2 separate regions of the Homo sapiens genome follow, and region 2 is linked to region 1. The links are chromatin loops, found by intact Hi-C in ENCODE. Cell type or tissue: tibial artery. All regions are shown on one strand.

The links. Hi-C counts contacts between places; a loop is a spot of excess contacts. Peaks named below come from ENCODE experiments on the same cell type or tissue, not always from the same donor. Only the 100,000 strongest peaks of a DNase experiment are listed, where the experiment ranks them.
Region 2: a loop joins it to region 1, with 2.2 times the contacts of the local background. A loop is called at or near these places in 3 of 110 quality-filtered maps.

Annotation. Positions count from the first base shown.
Region 1 is chr19:37,400,240-37,408,239 of GRCh38, reverse strand. No RefSeq gene overlaps it. Among named protein-coding and RNA genes, the nearest start is that of ZNF527, 33 kb to the right of the region's middle. In tibial artery, no CTCF peak of the experiment used is centred here; a DNase peak (open chromatin) is centred at 4,422.
Region 2 is chr19:37,450,708-37,458,707 of GRCh38, reverse strand. All of the region lies in intron 2 of ZNF569 (zinc finger protein 569), which reads left to right. Among named protein-coding and RNA genes, the nearest start is that of ZNF569, 13 kb to the left of the region's middle. In tibial artery, no CTCF peak of the experiment used is centred here; no DNase peak of the experiment used is centred here.

The DNA.
Region 1 (8,000 bases):
AATCTGGGTGGAGCTTTGCTCCCATCAGTCAACAGCAGGAAGGATCAGTTGTGAATACTGTGGGATCTAACCAGAGATTCCTTCCTGGAATCCCAGTTGAAAAAACAGCGACCAGGTAATTAAGGTCTCTATCAGTTCTCAAACTCCCGACCTCAAGTGATTAACCCGCCTTCGCCCTCCCAAAGTGCTGGGATTACAGGCATGAGCTACCGGCCTGGCAGGGTCTCTATCAGTTCTAACCATTTTCTCTTGAGCCATGTACACGAATCCAAGAAAGTGCCTTTCTCATGTGTAAGCTCCACAACACAGTTAATAAGGGTACTACATGGGTACACATGGACATAAAGATGGGAACAATAGACAATGGGGACTACTGGGGGGAGGGATGGAGTGGGGTAAGGGCTAAAAAACTACCTAGTGGGTACCATGCTCACCATCTGGGTGACAGGATCATTTGTACCCCAAACCTCAGTATCATGCAATATATCCATGTAACAAACCTGTACATGTACTCCCTGAATCTAAAATAAAAGTTAAAAAAAATTTTAAGGTACAACAGCGAAGATCAAAACTGATTCCTGAAGTCAGCCTTGTGATTTTTGCAGGTGTGGCCCACTGTATGTGCAGGGAAACAGGAATCAAAGCAGCAGTAGGGGGTGAAGTGGGAATCCATTTTAGGTCTAATCTATGGTATGAAAAGAACACAGGTAATTTTAATAAAATTCTGACAGTAGAATAGGGTGGTAGAATATATGTTCTTTATAAAATTAAATGAGTCCCAGCGCGGTGGCTCACACTCGTATTCCCAGCACTTTGAAAGGCCAAGGTGGGAAGATTGCTTGAGCTCAGGAGTTTAAGACCAGCCTGAACAACAAGTCACAACCCTGTCTCTACAAGTTAAAAAAAAAAAAAAATAGCTGGACATGGTGGTGCAGCTACTTGGGAGGCTGAGGTGGAAGGATCAGTAGAGGCTGGGAGTTCTTTGAGTTCGAGGCTGCAGTGAGCTATGGTCATGCCACTGTGCTCCAGCCTGGACAAGAGAGTGAGACCCTGTTTCTATTTAAAAGAGAGGGAGAAGATGGATTAAAGACTTAAATGTTAGACCTAAAACCATAAAAACCCTAGAAGAAAACCTAGTCAATACCATTCAGGACATAGGCATGGGCAAGGACTTCATGTCTAAAACACCACAAGCAATGGCAACAAAAGCCAAAATTGACAAATGGGATCTAATTAAACTAAAGAGCTTCTGCACAGCAAAAGAAACTACCACCAGAGTGAACAGACAACCTACAGAATGGGAGAAAATTTTTGCAATCTACTCATCTGACAAAGGGCTAATATCCAGAATCTACAACGAACTCAAACAAATTTACAAGAAAAAAACAACCCCATCAAAAAGTGGGCAAAGGATATGAACAGACACTTCTCCAAAGAAGACATTTATGCAGCGAACAGACACATGAAAAAATGCTCATCATCACTGGCCATCAGAGAAATGCAAATCAAAACCACAATGAGATATCATCTCACACCAGTTAGAATGGCAATCATTAAAAAGTCAGGAAACAACAGGTGCTGGAGAAGATGTAGAGAAATTGGAACACTTTTACACTCTTTGTGGGACTGTAAACTAGTTCAACCATTGTAGAAGACAGTGTGGCGATTCCTCAGGGATCTAGAACTAGAAATACCATTTGACCCAGCCATCCCATTACTGGGTATATACCCAAAGGAATATAAATCATGCTGGTATAAAGACACATGCACACATATGTTTATTGCGGCACTACTCACAATAGCAAAGACTTGGAAGCAACCCAAATGTCCAACAATGATAGACTGGATTAAGAAAATGTGGCACATATACACCATGGAATACTATGCAGCCATTAAAAATGAGTTCATGTCCTTTGTAGGGACATGGATGAAGCTGAAAACCATCATTCTCAGCAAACTATCGCAAGGACAAAAAACCAAACACTGCATGTTCTCACTCATAGGTGAGACTTGAACGACGAGAACACTTGGACACAGGCAGGGGAACATCACACACTGGGGCCTGTTGTGGGGTGGGGGGATGGGGGAGGGATAGCATTGGGAGATATACCTAATATAAATGATGAGTTAATGGGTGCAGCACACCAACATGGCACATGTATACATATGTAACATACACAGGAAGGGGAACATCACACACCGGGGACTGTTGTGGGGTGGGGGGAGAGGGGAGGGATAGCATTAGGAGGTATACCTAATGCTAAATGATGAGTTAATGGGTGCAGCACACCAACATGGCACATGTATACATATGTAACAAACCTGCACGTTGTGCACATGTACCCTAAAACTTAAAGTATAATAAAAATATGTATACATATATATATAAAATAAAAGAGAGGGAGAGACCTTGTCTCTATTTAAGAGAGACAGAATATAAAAATTAAAATGACCAGGGCCACAACCAGGCTGAGTTGTGTTTAGGATTTGAATCTCTTCAACAGACTCAGAGACCTGTGCTTCCTTTGACTAAAAGATTGGAAATCATACTGTAGAGCAAGTGGTGAGTCTCATGAATTGACCCTGCATAGTTTTGTGTAGATGAAAGTACAATTTGGGGAAAGGATTATCTTAAAAACACTGAGTGATAGGGATTATGACAGGTTCAGTTTTTTCTTCCCTCTCCCACTTCACCCTTTGACTTGTGGTTCGCCCCAGGGAGCATGCCAAAACTTCTATGCTACAGGTTTATGCTGTATGGACTGTACAACACCAACAGTGAACCCTATGGACTTTGAGTGATAACAATGTATCAATGTAGATTCATCAGTTATAACAAATATACCACACTGATGGGAGGTGTTGAGAATGGGGGAGGCCATCCAGGTTTTGGGGGAAGGCATATGGAAAATCTCTGTACTTTCTGCCTAATTTTGTTGTGAACCTAAAATTGCTCTAAAAAAATTAGTCTTTGGAAAAAACACCTGACAATAGGGATTGGTGAAGGAAAGAATCAAATGGAAAAATGAACTCATACATTAATAGTGGGAATGTTAACTAACAATATTAGTGAGGCTGAGGACAACTATACCGCCAACTCCCAAAAAATTCACTTCTAGGTATGAACCAATAAAACCTCTTTCACACATTAACAGCAGTGTTATAGCGACACTGTAGTATCTACCAACAGGAGAATGAAAATAGATTATTTATAAAACAATTACCATTGTTTTATAAACAAAGCTATAAATATCAAGCACAAATAAATTGCACAAATATGTTGAAGGTAAAAAGCAAGCTGTAGAAGAATATATATTATATAATACTTAAATACATTTCAAAATCAGGCAAAACAGTAATACTATATTTCAAGGATGCTAAGATGTTATCAATTATTGACACACTATTATTTCATGTGCAAGTAAGAAATACATCATTAAAATACGACACTTTAGCAACCGTAAGATGTATTCTGATATCCGAATGTTAAAATTTACACTTCGGCATTAATGAAATCCAGAAAATATTGTTTAGGGATATATGCACTAAAATTCTAAGGAAATATACGGGAAGGATACTTTTCTAATCCATTATAGTAGTTACCTCTGCAGGAAGAGAGGAACAGAGGGAGTGATGCTATGAGGGAGAGGTTAAAAATAATACAAGGTGGCCTATTGTAAAAAGAAATAATACTTATGTATGTGTTACTTACATACAAATTATCTCCAAAAAGGTAGATAAGACATGTGATCCAGCAAAAGTAATACCACATCCCTTGTTGGAAGACGTTACCTTTTTTTTTTCTTTTTTTCCGGGACAGAGTCTTGCTCTGTCCCCCAGGCTGGAGTGCAGTGGCGCGATCTCGGCTCACTGCAAGCTCCGCCTCCTGGGTTCACGCCATTCTCCTGCCTCAGCCTCCCAAGTAGCTGGGACTACAGGCGCCCGACACCACGCCCGGCTAATTTTTGTATTCTTAGTAGAGACGGGGTTTCAGCATGTTGGCCATGCTGGTCTCAAACTCTTGACCTCGTGATCCGCCTGCCTCGGCCTCCTAAAGTGATGGGATTACAGGCGTGAGCCACCGCGCCTGGCCCAGACGTTACCCTTTTAATCCATGACCCTGTGCAAGCAGTGCTTTATACCACTTTGTCACAATTTAACAGCCGGGCGTGGCTGGCCAAAAAAGCCTCCCAGGCATGGAAGCTGACCAAAGACTATCACAGGCTGAATATCAAGATAGATGGTGGAGGAACATACAGGAGACTGATAGGCAGCACGCGGTCACGCCATCTCACCAACCTGATGATGGCGTCACAGTCACACGGCCCGTCACTATCCTGCCTGAGACACACACAGTAACGCACACACAGGTCACGCGCGGGCCCCCACAAACAAGCTATTCCAGCCACACAGATGCAAACCTCATAGCAACACGAGACAGAAGACACACACACGCTCTCGTGAGTAGGCTCGGACCGCGCACCGGCAGACGCACGCGAATACCCATAAGCAGCCCCAGACACAGACCGTCCTACAGCTCCCGGTCGGCACAGGCTGGCCTCTATGAAGCATGCAGCCGCCCTACCTGGTTATCCCGGATACAAGCACCACCGCCTCGCACGTGCTCGTTCACCCTGGGAACACGGGGGCCGCAGCTCCACGGACAGGCAGGAACGGCCCGCAGTGGCCTCTGGGCAATGACTTGAGACAGGGGAAAGGCGGGAAACGCTCGGCGCGAAGGGCTCTGGGCCTCGTAGTTCGGAGGGCGAGGCCTGTGCTCCCAATGATGTAAACCGCGTGCAGGCCAAGATACTTCCCAGAGCCACAGCCCCGCACCATCCCAGGGTCCAGCTGGAAGAACTAAGGCTGAGGCCCCAATCGCTGCCCCTGCACAGGGAAGGGGCGATGCCGGGAGAGGAGGAGCAGAGGACACCGAAGTCAGAGGTGGAAAGGAACAAGCTCTTCGGATGGAGGAAGGGAGGGTTCCAAGGAGCTCCTGCCCACCACCTCAGCTCGAAGGTGCTGCTGTGAGGAAGCCCCAGGGGTGGGAGGCTCCTCCTGGGAGAGGAGCGCTCTGAGGATGCATGTCCAAGGGGACCGACAAGCAAAGAAGTTAGATCTGCAGTTCACCTTAATTTTGGCAGCTCACTGTATCATAACGGAGCTCAGAGGCTGGAAGATAAACTGGGAGGTTCAGTTTTGTCCCAAGCCAGCCAGAGCAGGAGAAAGTGACCGTGAGGACTTGAGGGAACAACAATGAAAATGTCTGTCTTTGGAGGAGGTGGAACTCCTGACTCCCAGCTAGGAAGGGAGAGGGAACTCTATGTCAGGACAACCCATGATGCAAGTACAGTCTTTCATGGGTGTCGGGCCCCTGGAAGGGGCCATATTTGGGGATTTCCAGCACCAGGGCTCACCAACCTTTATCCCAGGTGCTACCCAAGGCAAGGCAATGGCTTCCTATGGCCAACATATGCTCAAATTTTCTGCAAGAGCTGGGGTATTCGACCTTTATCTTTGGGACCACTATAAGCTAATTACCTGGATGGTGTGGAGGAAAGGATTGCCCTCTTGATGGCAGTGAGAAGGAAGGGTCAGCAAAAGGGACCAAGAACAAATGGTCCAGGTCATAGTGCTTCCCAGCCTTCATCATGGCACAACCAGAAAATGGTACTATTTGTATGGCACACTGGAGTTGTAAAATTAGAGTATAGGTTAAGCTGATATAGTAAAGACCCCAAAATACATATTCAATGACCTGAATACCATATATTTATTTGTACCTCGTGTAAGAATCTAGGGCTGAGCAGTCCAGGGCTGGTGGGATAGCTCTGCCTTCCATAGTGAGTAGTATCCATCTTTGGGGCAAAGGGGGATGTTAAAACTCTCAGCATCTCCCAGCCAATAGGGCAGGAGAGGGCAGAGGAAGCAGGCACAGTGCTTTCTAGGGTTGCAGTCCAGAAATTACACTCATCCCTTTTGCTCACATCTCATTTGTTAAACTGCACTTCATAAACATTAGAAACTGTGATGCATCACAGGACATTATGAAGACAGTAAAAAGATAGCCTAAAGATGGAGGAAAATATTTGCAAATTAGGTATAGGATAAAGGTCTATTATCTAATACATATTAAGATCTCTTTATGACTCAACAATGAAAAGACAAACAACAAAATTAGACTTTGGGTAAAAGACATGAGTAGACATCTAGCCAAAGAAGATATACAAATGACCAGTAAGCATATGAAAAGATGTTTGACCTTATTAGTCATTAGTGAAATGTAAATGAAAACCACAATAAGGTACCACTTCACATCTACTAGAATGGCAATAATCAAAAAAAGGAAACTGGGTGTTAGTGAGGATGTGAAGATATTGGAAAACTGATACATTGCTGGTGGGAATGTAAAATAGTTCAGCCACTGTAGAAAACAATTTGGCAGTTCCTCAGAAAGCTAAACATTGAATTACCGTATGACTTAATAATTCTACCCCTAGGTATATACCCAAAAGAACTGAATACAAGACCATGCACACACATGTTCATAGCAGCACTATTTACAATAGCCACAAGGTGGAAATAACCCAGATGTCCATCAACAGATGAATAAAGTTACCAGGTTACCAAATAGATGAAAGTTACCAAATAGACAAAATTACCAGTGTGGTAATTCATGCAATGGAATATTATTCAGCCATAAAAAAGAATGGAGTATGCATAACGCCACAACATGGATGAAGCTGCAAAACATTATGCTAAAGAAAGTAGATACAAAAGGTTACATATTGCATGATTCAATTTATATGAAATACCTAAAATAAATAAATCCATAGAGAAAGAACACAGATTAGTGGTTACTAGGGAATAGAGGAAGGGGAGAATGGGGGAGAAAGTGCTTAATTGGTAAGAGGTTTTCCTTTGGAATGATCGAAGTGTTTTGGAATTAGAAGTGGCTATTGCACAACACTGTGAATGTACTAAATGCCACTGAATTGTTCACTTTAAAATGATTACTTTCATATTATGTGATTTTTACTCAATAAATTATATAAAATGTGTAAATGGTCTAAACATCCCAATAAACAGAGATCTTCAGGCTGAATTAAAAAAACACCCAACTATATGATGCCCATTTTAACTATAAAGGTTATATTTAAATTACAAAGGTCATATTTAAATTATAATAAATAAGGTTATATTAAAATATAAATAGGTTAAAAGCAAAACAAAAAAAAAGAAAAAGATATACCATGCTAATGCTAATTTTAAAAAGCTGAAGTAGACCAGGTGCTGTGGCTCACGCCTGTAAACCTAACACTTTGGGAGGCTGAGGCAGGAGCCCAGTTTAAGACCAGCCTGGCAACACAGGGAGACCTCGTCTTTATAAAAAATCAAAAAATTAGCCAGGCATGGTGGTGTGTGCCTGTGGTTCCAGCTACTCCGAAGGGTGAGGTGAGAGGATCACTTGAGCCCAGAGGTCGAGGCTGCAGTGAGCTGTGATTGCACCACTGGGCTCGAGCCTGGGTGACAGAGCAAGACCCAGTCTGAAAAATTAAAAAATACTAAGCTGGAGTAGATATACCACTATCAAAGTAGATTTGAGAGCTAAGAATATTAACAGGGACAAAGAATGTCATTTTGTAACAATAGGATCAATTAACAGTACATAACAATCCCAAACGTTTATGCATTTAGTCAAAAAAACTCCAAAATACATGAAGCAAAAACTGATGGAACAAAAAAAGAGAAATGGACAAATTCATAATTATAGCAGAGATTTCAAAACTCTTCTCTCAAGAAACAAGCAGACAGTAGACTTGAACAAATTATTGCAACAGAATAGGAAATACATGAATGTACCCAAATACATGTAGTAATTAGGTATATGTTAAAGGTGACATTTCAAATATGTGGCAAATGTTGAATTATTTGTAAATGATCATTGGAAACTAGGTAACTGTAGAGGGGTAAAGTTGGATTTGTACACACAAAAAAAA
Region 2 (8,000 bases), 50 kb before region 1:
TAGGTTGTGCTGGGCCATGAAACATCAAACCATATGACCAGTCCCTGCCATAAGTGGTTCACAGTCCTACTTAGATAAATCAGTGGGTGCACTGGCAGAGTGATAAATGCCACAAGATGGTTAAGCTCATGAGATACAGAAGTACAAATAGATCTACATAGACGGATATCCCAATCAAATGATAAAGTTGTTCTTAATCTGATCTCTTTAAGAACAAGAAGGTATTGGTCAAAGGCAAGAAGGAACTGATGATCAGCAATCAAGAGATAGTTTTTAGGCATGGAAACGTAATATACAGTAACTGTTAAGGAGCAATGCTTTGTATATTTTAAGAAAGGTATGTAATTATGTATGGCTGGAGTTTACTTTCAAGGAGTGAAAGATGAAGCTAATGAGGTATTCAGAAACAAAATTATAAAAGTTGTCATTGAAGTAATTTAAGGTAATACTCATGTAACAAACAAGCACATGTACCCCTTGAATCTAAAATAAAATACACTTTTTAAAAAGGACTCCATAAAGAATATAAAAATATCAGGCTGGGCATGGTGGCTCAGGCCTATAATCCTAGCACTTTGGGAGGCCAAGGTGGGCAGATCACTTGAGCCCAAGTGTTCAAGACCAGCCTGGGCAACATGGCAAAACCCCATCTTTACCAAAAATATCAAAATTAACCAGGCATGGTTGTGCATGCCTGTGGTCCCAGCTACTTGGGAGGCTGAGATGGGAGAATCACTTGAATCTCGGAGATGAAGCCTGCAGCGAGCCATGCGCTCCTCCAGCTTGGGCAACAGAGCGAGACTCTGTCTCCAAAAAAAAAGAATATAAAAATATCTAAGATTTTCCAGTTTTATTTTGTTTATTCTTTTTTTTAATACTTTAAGTTCTAGGGTACATGTGCACAACATGCAGGTTTGTTACATATGTATACATGTCCCATGTTCGTGTGCTGCACCCATTAACTCGTCATTCACATTAGGTATATCTCCTAATGCTATCCCTCCCCCCTCCCCCAACCCCATGACAGGCCCCAGTGTGTGATGTTCCCCATCCTGTGTCCAAGTGTTCTCATTGTTCAGTTCCCATCCATGAGTGAGAACATGTGGTGTTTGGTTTTCTGTCCTTGCGATAGTTTGCTCAGAATGATGGTTTCCAGCTTCATCCATGTCCCTACAAAGGACATGAACTTATCCTTTTTATGGTTGCATAGTATTCCATGGTTATTTTGTTTATTCTTAAACATTATATACCAATTCCACATTCCATCACTCTCTTTTTCTTTCATATTTCCACATACCTCAGTTTCTCTGTTACCATAAGCCAGTAAATTTTGGGCAAGGGGAAAAAAAGAAGTTTAAACAGGGGAGTGTTACTTAAGATGCATTTTATAAGTATAGAATTCTCGATTAAATCCTCAATTTATTTTAAAATTGGTTTTAAAGGATATTGTTGCGACAACTAGGGAAGTATAGAGATAATATATTTTATTGTACGAATGTTTAATATCTTTGGTGTGATAATGGCATTGTGTTTATGTAGGAGGCTTCTTAGTTTTTGGAGGTACATTCTGAAAGAGTTAACGTGAAGTTTGTGTATATGTTTTTAGAGAAGGAAAGAGAGGTAGAAAAATGTGGCAATGCTGAATATAGATTAAGGGTTTTAGAAGTATTCTTTGTACTGATCTTCCAACATTTTTGTAGTTTGAGTTTTGTGTTTTTTGTTTTTTGTTTTTTTTTTTTTGAGACGGTGTCTCCCTCTGTTGCCCAGGCTGGAGTGCAATGGCGCGATCTAGACTCACTGCAACCTCCGCCTCCTGGGTTCAAGCGATTCTCCTGCCTCAGCCTCCTGAGTAGCTAGGATTACAGGCGCCTGCCACCATGCCCAGCTAATTTTTTGTATTTTTAGGAGAGGTGAGGTTTCACTATGTTGGCGAGGCCAATCTCGAACTCCTGACCTTGTGATCCGCCCACCTCAGCCTCCCAAAGTGCTGGGATTACAGGTGTGAGCCACTGTGCCTGGCCTCGAGTTTTTAAAAGTAATAAATTTTGGAAGAAAATTTCTAGAATGTATACATACAAGTATGTTTAGAGTGAACTAGAGGGAAGGAAAGTAGGAGGCAGTTAAACTGTTTTATGAAGCTTCAACTCCCTGTCTAAAGAAAAAGTTTTCTTAATGGAGAGCTCTGTGACTTAATGTTTAACTAACATAAGTGGGAGCTTCCTTCTCAAACATACGGGCCCTAAGAGAGAAGTAGAAATGTTAAGAGATAAAATATAAGACACTTAGATGATCAGTTTAAGGGATAGATCATCCTATTCTTAGGAATTATACGTAAGAGAAAGTAGAGAAAATGAAAACAAAAACGTGCAAGAAAATTTCCTAGAAGAGAACAATAAATATACGGATTGAAATGACCGTATGTCCGTGATATATACTGACCAAAAGCTCAGTGCGATTAATGAGAAAAACCCACACCAACTATCGGAAACCAATAAGAGAGAAGAAAGGCCAAAAACTTTCTACAGAGGAAAAAAAAAGTTGGAATGATCTAGAAGTAGAATGTCAATGTACAGCAACACTAGAAGTCACTGGAGCCACAAAGTGAAGTCACATTGCTTTAAATTTCTAAGGAAAAACTGTTTTTCTGAGAAGCCTACAGTTAGCCAAATTATTATTTGAGTATGAGAGTAGAATAAAAATGTTTTCAAACATGCCAACCAAATTAAAGAGAAAACAAAGTAAAGAAGCTTTTGAGAAATTAAATTTTTGATTCCTGTAGTTGCAACTGGCTTTGGCAACTTTAGATCCCAGATAGAGCGGTACCCACAGAGTTTAATGCTGTTCTTCCAGCCATCAGTGGGTGCCCTTATATAAGTGGGTCCAGCCCTTATATCCTTCTTTCATGTGTCATTGGCCCTTTTCCCTTGTGATTTAAACATGTGTTGCAAAGTGGTGTGGTAGGACCTGGAATCCGGGGACACATGGAAATAGTGGAGAGAAGACTAGGAAAGAGTTGGGGGTGGGGGAGAAAATACTGTTGTCCACCACAGAGCCATATCCCCAGTCTGTGAGTTAGTTCACGCTAACTAGAGAATTTCTGCCTTGAGAGATGCTGCCAGGTGTAGAGCTTTCAATGAGTTTTAGGTTTTTGGCAAAACGTGGATTCAAGCAAGTGGAGTGTTAAAAAATATATATTATTATGTAGATATGGCAGTTGCTGTAAGCATTTTAACTGTATCAGAGCTCATTTCAGGAGGGAATCATGCATGATAGTCCAGAAACTAAACAAATTGATATGGCTGGAAGTAAGTTCTTTGCAGTGGAAAGAAAAATAACATTTGTTATGAATATAACATTTAGTTTGTGAATTTATTTCTAAAGTATTTCCTCAATTAGCTTAAAGTTGAGTTCCTCCAGTATACTGAATTCCGTCTTTTCTGAGGCCTTACCAATTGCTACTGCTTTGCTTGTAATGCTTTCCCACTCCCACTCCATCCTAGCTAATTTACTTGACTTTAAACTGTTATCCTAATCCTAACTTTATTTGCAAGGTATTTTTGAGCCCCATGACAAAATAAACTGAAGGACTTCTCAAAAGTTTATTGTAATGAGGGGACTTTGGGTTTCTCCTTAGGGATGTAAACAGCTGGAAAGAACTTTGCTTCAATCATTACAACAAGGAAACTACAAACTTCTACCGTACAACAAGGAAATGGACAAACTACAAAATAATTTTTCTAGGACCCTTCAGAGAACTGAGGTCACAGGGCAACCAAGTAATCTTAAATCTGGGGAAAGAAAGATGCCAGCTGAGAGAAACAGGACTCAAGCTTTACTTACCTGGGATGGACTCTGCCAGACACCATATAAGCCAGTAAGAAAATACAGCTATCAAGTTTTTAAACAAATTTTTAAAGTGTGAATGTCAGCTAATGAAAGTGTGAAACCACTGGGGGACTTGCAAAATTAGGGAGGTGGGGGTTGCAGTCTCTTGTAGGCTTTTCCTCTGGGAATCCCAACAGGCACTCATAGGGAAGATGGGAGTGAATCCTGAGAAGCCTTTCCTTGTGGTGTTAGCTGGGGGAGGGCAACAGCAGCCCAAACCCATCTTCCCTATCACTGCATAATGAAGAGCAGCAAAAACAGTTGCCTTAGGAGACTTGTAGAAAGCTATTGCAGTTTAGGAAAGGGACCTGAAAAAAAGTAATATCTCTGGGAGTAGGGGAGGAATATGCTCTAGGACTAGCACTACAGCTGGCAGAGCGGCAAGAGCACTTGTGAAGGCCACATCCCCAAGACTTAGGGATATGGTGTCTGCCTAAGACTGAGGCTTAGTGAGATCATAAGAGAATGCTATCCCTCCGTCTACTCAACCCCCACCAAGATAACAAGAATCAAATAGAAGCAATAGTAGAGTACAGCTAGGAAGCCTGCAAGAGAGATTCTCTCTGGGGAGCAGCACAAATGGAACACCCAAAACTAAGGGAGAAACATGCATTGAGAAAACAACCATGGGAAATCAACCCTTACCTTAAACACAGATATTATTAGAGGATATTATTGAAGCCTGGGGTACACTCAGTGTAACCACAGCAATGACAAACCTCAAACCCTGTCCAGCTATTGAATAGACCAGCATAACCCCCCATGTTAAAAACCTAGCAGAAGAAAAGACATACTCATGTTTAAGTGTAAAAACTTCTTAACCTTCATATCTACTGTACTATCCAAGATGTACAGCCTTCAATGAAGATTATGAGGCATATAAAAAGGCAAGAAGAAAAAGAAAAAACATACTTCAAAGAGACAAAGCAATAATCATAACTGACTTAGTTATGACATAGGTATTGCAACAACCCAACAGGAATTTAAGATAACTATGACTTATATGAAATGGACCTGATGGGTAATTGGAGCAGAGATGGAAGAAAAGTATTTAAATAAATGATGGCTGAGAATTTTCCAAGTTAGTGACACGAAACCATAGGTCCAAGAAGCTCAGAGATAAATACCAAAACAAAATTTTAAAACACATCTACACATATTATATTTAAACTGCTGGAAACTAAAAATAAAAGGAAAATCTTGAAGATAACAAGAAAAAAATTGTCTATTGAGGAACAAGAATAAGAATTACATATAGCAGATCTATTATCAGAGACCATGCAAGCAAGAAGACAAGGGAGAATCATTTTTAAAGTGCAGAAAAACTGTCAATCCAGGATTTCACACCAAGCAAAAATACCCCTTCAAAATGAAGGAGTGGGGGGTGACATCAGCAAGATGGTGGTGTAGGAAGACTTGGACCCTTCCTCACCTTCCCAAAATACTAATTCAGCAACAATTCACAGACAAATTCTGTTTGTGAGAAATCAGAAACTAATTGTAAAGGCTGTTGCATCCTGAGAGAACATGAAACAAGACTAGTGAAGCTAGTAGGGAGATTCAGGATACCCTGTTGCTGGAGATACTGCCCCTGGTACAGTACCAGACAGTCAGGAAGAGATGCCCTAACTCATCCAGGGGAGAGAAGGGGTTGGTTTGTGCAACCAGTACGCCATCTTTTCTTTGTGGGCTCTCCAGAGAATTGGCTGAAAAATTCACTAGAAGGATTCAACATCAGACTAAATAAAGCAGAAGAAAGGATTAGCAAACTGGAAGACAAGCCATTAGAAATAATTCAGTCAGGGGAGTGATAATAAAAAATAATGAAAAAGAGTGAAGAAGGCTTAAGTGGGTTATAGAATACCATCAAGCAGACTAATATATGCATTATGGGAATCTCAGGAGAAAATAGAGAAAAAGGACCAGAAAGCTTATTTTAAAAGTAATGGCTGAAAACTCCCCAAAGCTGGGGAAGGAAACGAACATCCAGATTCAGGAAGCACAAAGGACACAAAATAAAATGAAACAAACCCATACCAAGATGCATTATAGCAAATTGTCAAAAGTCAAACACAGAATTTTGAAAGCAGCAAGAGAAAAGCAACTTGTCACATACAAGGGAACATCTATAGGACTATTAAGGGATTTTTTTCAGCAGAAACTTTGCAGGCGAGAACAGAGTAGAATGATATATTCAAAGAGCTGAAAGATCAAACAGACAAAACAAACAACAATAACAAAAAAATCTCTGCCAACCCGGAATACTATACTTGGCAAAACTATCCTTTAAAAATGATGATGAGAGAAAGACTTTCCCAAACCAAAGCATCACCACTAGACCTGCCTTATAAAAAATGCTAAAGGGAGTTTTCAAATAGAAATGAAAAAACACCAAACAGCAAAAAGACAGTATAGAAAAGTATGAAACTCATTGATAGAGGTAAATATATATGTAAATACAGAATACTGCATTACCATAATGGTGGTGGGTAAATAACTTTTAATTCTACTATGAAAGTTAAAAGACAAAAGTATTAAAAATAGATATGAAATATGTTAAAAGATACACTGTGAATAGATGTGAATTGTGACAGTTATAACCAAATGTGGGCAGGAGAATTTAAAATGAAGAGTTTTTGTATGTGATTAAACTTAAGTTTGTTACCAGCTCAAAATAGACTGTTACATCTATATTTTATGTAAGCCCCAAACTAACTACATATGCCAGAAATTACCCATAGAGGCTACACAAAAGAGAAAGAAGTCAAAGCATATCAATACAAAAAACTAACAAAACACAAAGGGAGACTGCAAGAGAGAAGAGATGAAGGAAGAAGACTAACATAAAGCAACTAACAAAATAGCAATAGTAAATTCTTCCCTAGCAATAATTACAGGAAACGCACATTAAACTCCCCAATCAAGAAACAGAGTGGCTGAATGGATATATAAACAAGACCCAACTATATGCTGTCTACAAAAAGCTCACTTCAGATCTTAACGGCACACATAGGCTGAAGGTGCGGGATGGAAAAAGATGATCCATGCAAATGGTAACCAAAAGACAGCGGGGTAGCTATACATATGTCAGATAAAATAGGATTTAAGTAAAAAACTGTCACAAGAGACAAGGAAGGACATTTTATAATGATAATAGGTCAACCCACTGGGAAGATAGAATGATTATAAATATATATGCACCCAACACCAGGACATCTAATATGTAAAAGAAACACTGGCAAAATTGAAGGGAGAAATATACAGCAATACAATATAATAGGAGACTTTAATACCCCACTTTCTGTCCATTAATAATGGACAGAACTTCCTGACAAATCAATAAGGAAACATTTGACTTGAATAACACTGTAGACCTAATGGATCTGAGAGACATATACAGAACTTTTTTTTTTTTTTTTTTTTCAGATGGGGTCTTGCTCTGTCACCCAGGCTGGAGTGCAGTGGCACGATCTCGGCTCACTGCAACCTCCGCCTCCCGGGTTCAAGTGATTCTCCTGCCTCAGCCTCCCGAGTAGCTGAGATTACAGGTGTCCACCACCATGCCCAGCTAATTTTTGTATTTTTAGCAGAGACAGGGTTTCAACATGTTATCCAGGCTGGTCTCGAACTCCTGACCTCAGGTGATCTGCCTGCCTCAGCCTCCCAAAGTGCTGGGATTACAGGCATGAGCCACCGTGCCTGGCCATCTACACAACTTTATACCCAACAGCTGTAGAATACATATTCTTCTCCAGTACACATGGACATTTCTCCATAATGCATCATATATTAGATCACAAAACAAATGTTAAAAAATTTTAAAATATCTAAATCATACCAAATATATTTTCTGACCACAGTAGAATGAAACTAGAAATCAATATAACAAGGAAAACCAAGAAATCCAGAAGTATATTGAAATGAACATAATCTTGAATAACCATTGGGTCAAACGAGAAATAAAAAATGAAATTAGAAAATACCTTGAGGCAAACAAAAACACAACATACCAAAACTTATAAGTTGCAGCAAAAGCAGAACTGAGAGGTAAATTCATATGGATAAGCTCTTACCTGATAAAAGAAGAAAGATCTCAAATAAACAACTAACTTTAC